Linked DNA regions of Homo sapiens: region 1 is linked to region 2. The links are chromatin contacts, found by Hi-C or POLR2A ChIA-PET in ENCODE. All regions are on one chromosome and are shown on one strand. Each heading gives the region's core, a stretch centred on a gene start or an enhancer-like site at or near the end of the contact. The rest is flanking DNA. Distances are from core to core; before and after follow the strand shown. Region 1 has its middle 17 kb from the start of FANCE. Region 2 overlaps PPARD (peroxisome proliferator activated receptor delta).

Region 1 (3,314 bases), core at 118-2,617, 34 kb before region 2:
GCAGCCAGGCCCGCCCCATCCCATGGCCCCAGGCCTGCTGGTGGGAGGCATGGAGGGCCCAGCCATGATGGCTGGGGAGCTGGGGGCTCAGGGTGTCCAATCCAGGCTCCAGGGCTGTGGGTGGGGTATAAAAGCCCTCAAGGATGTTTAGGTAATTATTGGAGGAAATTGGGGGATGGTTTAAGGACTTTAACAGTCTGGGAAGGCAGGGTGACTTGGGAGGGGGCCACGAGGACCTGGGAGTCTGGGAGTCCTGGGGCTTGGGAAGTAATGTGTCGTCTGAAGGTATTTGTGACTGAGGAAGCCGCTTGGGAGCCTCCCCACACCTCCAGAGCTACATGAGCCCCACCTGTGGAGCTAAGGTCAGGTGGAGAGATCAGAGAGCAGGCTGGGAGATGGTGTGAGCTGGGTGGGGGCACAGAGAGGCTGATCCAAACTGGCCCTGTACTGGACAGATCCAGGAGGCTCTAGGGTCCTGACTCCAGGCCTGAGATCTTTCCACAAAAAGTCCCTGTTGCCTGGCCTGTGTTTGCCAATGAAACCAGCTTGCTAACCTGGTCACAAAAAATTAGAATAGTGTTGATGTCCTAGCAAAGGCCACTATGAAAGGTAGCCAGGAGGGGGCTGCCCGAAACTGTATGTGGTGAGGACACTCCACATCGGATGGGAGGAAGGCAGCCCATCAGAGCCTCCTTTTTGGGTATATTGAGAGTAGATGGTTCACCTGGCTTGGGGCTAACCCTGAGTGATCCAGAGCCTACGTCTGTGCCCTCCAGGAGGCCTATGGAAATGTCTGTCTGGGAGGGACTGACCCTAAGTGCATCTTCCCAAGAGTTCTCAATCAAGTTCCTCAAAGACATGCTGTGTGCCTCTTCCCTGCAACCTCCTGGGGACTGACTGATGGCAGGGCTCGCCGGCACTCCTGGAAATCCACCGGCCCCAAGAACCAGGCTATCCCTGCCCCGATGGCGAGCCTGAGCTGGGTGATGGACTGATTGATTCCCTCTCTCAGTGAGTCTGTCCCCCGCACCTGGTCCTGAGAGCAGCATGGCCGTGGGATTTGGGCCCTGCTGGAGCGTTGGTCGGGGACTTTCTCCCCTTCTCCCTGGGATGGGGGTGCTGAGCAGCCCAGTGGGGCACAGGAACATTGTTTCTGGCCGAGGAGGCTCCAGGCTTGGCAGTTGGGCTGCCAGGAGGTTCTGTGAGCTGGCACTACACTTCATAACTCCCTTTTCCAGATAAACAATCTGTTGTCTTAAATTGTTTGCGGCAAAGATTATCTGATAAAGTTGTTGTGAAGATGAAATGAGGCCATAGGTGAAGATTGCTTGGCACTGGGCCTGACACACAGCTCAGCGAGGGTTTATAGCGGGGAAAGAGCAACGGGCGGGGAGCCAGGAGACCTGATATGACCTTGGACAAGGTGCCTCCCAGGCCTTGGCCTCAGTCTCTGCTACATAATGTGTCTGAGGAGATGGGGACCTTAGAGAAGGGGGATCATGGCCTCTAAGAGCGCTTCCAGCTCTGTTTCTAAGACTCCCTGAATTCCCATCTTACGCCTCCAAAGCCCAGTCTCTCTCTGCCAGACTGTACTGCCCTGTGTGGGAGACAAGATGCGAAAGTTAAAAAAAAAAAGTAAGAGGAATTAACTTAAAATTAAAGGAGAGATTTTAAAATTGAATTTTACAACTTCCTATGCCTATCAGTAGGTTGAAACACTAGGTTGGGAAACCAATAGTCCTGGAAATTTTTGTTATATATTTCACTTTTGCTGGATCAAATTTTTTTTTTTTAATTTTTATAGGTATTACCAATATGACCTTCATTGGAGGCTGCGCCAGTTTACAATCCTACCAACAGTATGGACTGCCCGTTTCTTCACACCCTTGCCAACACAATGTTATCAAACTTTTAAGTATTCAATTTAGTAAGTAAAACAACAGTATCTCAGCTGGGTGCCACAGCTCACACCTGTAATCCCAGGCCTTTGAGAGGCCAAGATGGGAGGATCGTTTGAGCCCAGGGGTTTGAGACCAGTCTGGGCAACATAGTAAGACCCTGTCTCTACAAAAAATCAAGAATAGTGAAGTGTGGTGGTGCATGCCTGTAGTCCCAGCTACTCAGGTGGCTGAGGCAGCAGGATCGCTTGAGCCTGAGAGGTCCAGTCTGCAGTGAGCTCTGATCATGCCATTGCACTCAGCCCGGGTGACAGAGTAAAACCCTGTCTCAAACAAAAACAAAAACAAAGCAGTATCTCATTGTAGTTTTAATTTACATTTCTCTTATGAATGAGGTTAAGCATCTTTTCATATTTTTCTTTTTTTTTTTTTTGAGACAGAGTCTTGCCCTTGTTACCCAGCCTGGAGCGCAATGGCGTGATCTCGGCTCACTGCAACCTCCGTCTCTCCCAGGTTCAAGCGATTCTCCTGCCTCAGCCTCCCGAGTAGCTGGAATTACAGGCGCTCAACACCACGCCCGGCTAATTTTGTATTTTTGGTAGAGATGGGGTTTCTCCATGTTGGCCAGGCTGGTCTCGAACTCCTGACCTCAGGTGATTTGCCCGCCTTGGCCTCTCAAAGTGTTGGGATTACAGGCGTGAACCACCACGCCCGGCCATCTTTTCATATTAAGAGGCATTTCCTTTTATGTTCATATCCTTTGCTCATTTTTCAATTGGATTGACCTTTTACTCATTGATTTATAACTGTTCTTTTTTTTTTTTTTTTTTTTTTTTTTAAGACGGAGTCTTGATCTTGTCACCCAGGCTGCAGTGCAATGGCACGATTTTGCCTCACTGCAACCTCTGCCTCCCGGGTTCAAGTGATTCTCCTGCCTCAGCCTCCTGAGTAGCTGGGATTACAGGTGCCCGCCACCATGCCCAGCTAATTTTTGTATTTTTAGTAGACGTGGGGTTTCACCATGTTGTCCAGGCTGGTCTCGAACTGCTGGCCTCAGGTGATCCACCTGCCTCAGCCTCCCAAAGTGCTGGGATTACAGGCGTGAGCCACCATGCCCGGCCTATAACTATTCTTTATATAATAAAGAAATTAGCCCAAAGGTTTTGCCATTTTTACATGGTTGGTTTAAAATTGCTTCCTTATGGTGTGTTTTATTTCAGGCAGAACATTTTTAAATGTATGTAGCAAAAGTTTTTAATACTTTATATTTTGGGGGAACAGTGTCTCCCTCTATGCCCAGGCTGGAGCGCAGTGGTGCCATCTTAGCTCACTGCAGCTTCAAACTTCTGGGCTTAAGCGATCCTCCTCCCTCAGCCTCCCGAGTAGCTGGGACTACAGGCATGTACCACCACGCCC
Region 2 (3,282 bases), core at 430-2,929:
GGCCTGGGGCTGGTTTTGTTCAGAGAGTGCTGGAACCAGAGAAAAGACAGCCAGGAGGCCACCCACGCATTCCACAATTCTTCCCATTGCCCCAAGAGGCAGCCCCCTAGGAACAGCCTCCAGGGCTGGAGAATGTCCTGGAGAAGAGACCAGAGACAGGAGGGTACTCTTCACCAGGGATAGGAAAGCTGCCACAGAAGGGGGCCTTGGGTGTGCCCACCCACCCACCTGCAGTAGGGAGAAAGGGGCACCCAGATCCCTGCATCACCTCTCCACTGGGAGCACTAACGTGCTGACCACCTCTGACCGCAGCCACTGAAGACTGCGAAAAATCTGTGGTTTTCACAAAGAGAAGCTCAGCAATGTCAAAGCACATACACATGCATAAAAACAAAACTGAAAAGACATGGCCACAAATGTTAAGGGTACTTTTCTCTGAGGGGTGGAGCTGTAGGTGATTTCGATTTTCTTAATTATATTTTCCTATGTTATCCAATTTCTTCACAGTGAGCGTGGGATACCTTTATAATCTGGGGTTGGTCGGGGGAAGGGGGAGACATTTTTAAAACCAAATAAAATGCTGAGAGATGCCAACGAGGTAAAGGAAAGGCCTGCTCAGGTCCCAGAAGAGACCCAGATCTCTCCTACTGAAGCCTGAATGGGCCTGAGACCCCTCACACTACATGGAGAGGGCTTCCAGGGTAGGGTGGTTCTGCCGGCCAGCAGAGAGACTCACCAGAGACCGAGCCAGAGCCCTTCTCAGCTAAGACCACAGGGGCTATGGTTGTGGACACTGTCCCTGCCCCTCTGCCCTTCTGGTCCCTGCCAGCTGGTTTCATTCACTTGTTCAACAAATATTTGTCAAGTACCTACCACCATGTGCCAGGCTACATTAGCCAGCAATGACCAGGGCTATGAAGGACAAATGCCAAGCAAGGTGTGGCACTCAGAGCACATGAGTCAGGTGCGAGTGGCCAGGAGACGCTTTCCTGAGGACCTTACGTAGCCTCTGGCCCAGGCAGGCTGAGTGGGATTCCAGGGTGATGGGAACAGTGATGTGAAAAGGCCCAAGGAATGAGGACCTGGGCTGTCTGTGGGTAGAGAGAAGGGCTGTGGCTAGAGGTCACTCAGCGTCTTGAAGGGTAAGCTGAGGATGTGGGTATTTATTCTGGGAGGAGCAGAGAGCCAAGGGGGTTATGAAGAGGATGGGGAGGAACAGAGCTGCATTTTTACAAAGACTTTTCAGGCTGCTGTGGAGAACAGACTGAAGATGAGAACAGACTGAAGGTGATAACAGACTGAAGATGATTTCAGCCAGGCTCGGAGGAGCAATAGTTACAGCAAACCTGGCAAGGGAGTCGGCAGGAGGGGAAGGCCACCTGGAGCCCTGCAAGGTCTGGGAAGCAGCTGCCTGTTGTGTTCCTGGGAAGACTCAGGCTGAGGAGTTGAGGGATGGGGCCCTGACTCAGAGCTGAGTACCTCTCTGGCTGCCCCACCTGTGTCCTCACTGAGTAAAATGTCAGAATTAGATCATCTCCAAGGCCTGTTCCTGCTCTGCCCTCCCAGGGTTCAGCCTCCCAGAGGTCCTGGTCTCAGTGATTCCCGACTATGACACACACATACAAACACAGGTATCTGGGGAGCAGACGTGGCGCTTGGCACTGCTTGGCATGAGGCCAATCGATACTAACAGCCACATTCCCAGGCTTGACAACTACACCCAAGCCCCTCACACATCTGACACAGAGCTCTTGTGACCAGGATGCCAACCATAGGTCAACAGCCCTGCTTTAGGGGCTCTGTGGTTACAATGTGGACACCACCACTTATACCTTTTTCTTTTCTTTTTTTTTTTTTAAGACAAGATCTCCCTGTCACCCAGGCTAGAGTGCAGTGGCACAATCACAGCTCACTGCAGCCTCGATTTCCTAGGATCAGGTGATTCTCCCACTTCAGCCTCCTGAGTAGCTGGGACCACAGGTGTGCACCACCACGCCTGGCAAATTTTTGTATTTTTTGTAGAGACGGGGTTTTGCCATGTTGCCCAGGCTGGTCTCGAACTCCTGGGCTCAGGTTATCCACCCGCCTCAGCCTCCCAAAGTGCTGAGATTACAGGTGTGAGCCACCATGCCCAGCTACCTATTTCTTTACAAACAATTAAGACTAGGACAGCCCTTTAAGGGCACCTGGCTAGCTCAGTTGGTAGAGCATGAGACTCTTAAGTTCCTGAAGTGCTTTCAGGTACATCACACATCACTTAATCGACCCAGTGAGATGAGTGAAGGCAGGGCTATTTCATTTATCACTACACCCCCTACTCTGAGGGAAGCTCTGACTGGCTCTTGCTCGCCTGTGAATGCTCTAGGTGAGGGGACGAAGGCTGGTGGTAAGGAGAAGGGCAGCCACTGAGTGGGTGGCCAGCAGGCCCCATGAGAGGCAATGAAACTCTGACTGGCCCAGGAGAAATGGGACGTGCAATTGCAGCGGGGAGGCAGGAATAGGGATCTGCAGGGCAGAGAGACTTCTCAACCTTCCCAGGGAGAGAGGAGACATGGAAAAATCCCACAGTTAAGCTGTGATTGGTCGGTCTGTCCAGGAGAACCCAGGGATCTCAAGTTCAAGTCTCACCTAAAAGCGTTCACGTTCTTTGACCCTATACTTCCCCTTATAGGAAAACACTGAGCTGTTCACTGCAATGTTATTTATAATAACAAAAAATCAGAAATGGCCCAATGCCCAATAATAGAGGAATGGTTAAATATATTAGGGCACACCCAGACAACTGAGTATTACCTAGTCATTAAACTCATGTTTTCATAGAATATTTAATAACATAAGTGAAAAATACAATACGAATTTACATAAAGATCATGATTCTCATGAAAATGACTAGAAAAAGAATAGAAGAAAGTTCCCCTGTATGAAGAGGGTGGTAGGTGATTTTTTTGAGACAGAGTCTTGCTCTGTCACTAGGCTGGGGTGCAGGTGTGACCTCAGTTCACTGAACCACCTCCTAGGCTCAAGTGATCCTCCTACTTCAGCCTCCAGAGTAGCTGGGACTACAGATTCATGCCACCACACCCAACTAATTTTTGTATTTTTAGTAGAGATGGGTTTTCACCATGTTGGCCAGGCTGGTCTTGAACTGAACTCCTCCCGGATCACAAGTGATCCTCCCGCCTTGGCATCTCAAAGTGTTGGAATTACAGGCATGAGCCACTGCACCCAGCCTTTGTTTTTTTTTTTTTTTTTTTTGAGACAGAGTCTCACTTTGTCGTCCAG

The links. Hi-C counts contacts between places; a loop is a spot of excess contacts on that map. ChIA-PET counts read pairs that join two places held with the same protein, here RNA polymerase II (POLR2A). Pooled maps may share reads with other maps.
Region 1: a loop to region 2 is called in a pooled map, with 1.9 times the contacts of the local background. The contact joins two enhancer-like sites. A Hi-C loop is called at or near these places in 5 of 168 maps with a recorded cell type or tissue (Caco-2, PC-3, endothelial cell of umbilical vein and 2 more), 2 of 37 single-sample maps with no recorded cell type and 12 of 50 pooled maps. POLR2A ChIA-PET finds 5 or more read pairs at or near these places in 13 of 52 experiments (BJ, CD4-positive, alpha-beta memory T cell, CD8-positive, alpha-beta T cell and 10 more).

The regions. Positions count from the first base shown.
Region 1 is chr6:35,433,309-35,436,622 of GRCh38, reverse strand. No RefSeq gene overlaps it. Among named protein-coding and RNA genes, the nearest start is that of FANCE, 17 kb to the left of the region's middle. Within about 2 kb of position 1,367, at least 2 of the 41 ENCODE cell types and tissues checked have a DNase peak (open chromatin) inside an H3K27ac peak, as active enhancers do.
Region 2 is chr6:35,399,373-35,402,654 of GRCh38, reverse strand. The region is part of intron 2 of PPARD (peroxisome proliferator activated receptor delta); the gene reads right to left. Among named protein-coding and RNA genes, the nearest start is that of FANCE, 51 kb to the left of the region's middle. Within about 2 kb of position 1,679, at least 9 of the 41 ENCODE cell types and tissues checked have a DNase peak (open chromatin) inside an H3K27ac peak, as active enhancers do.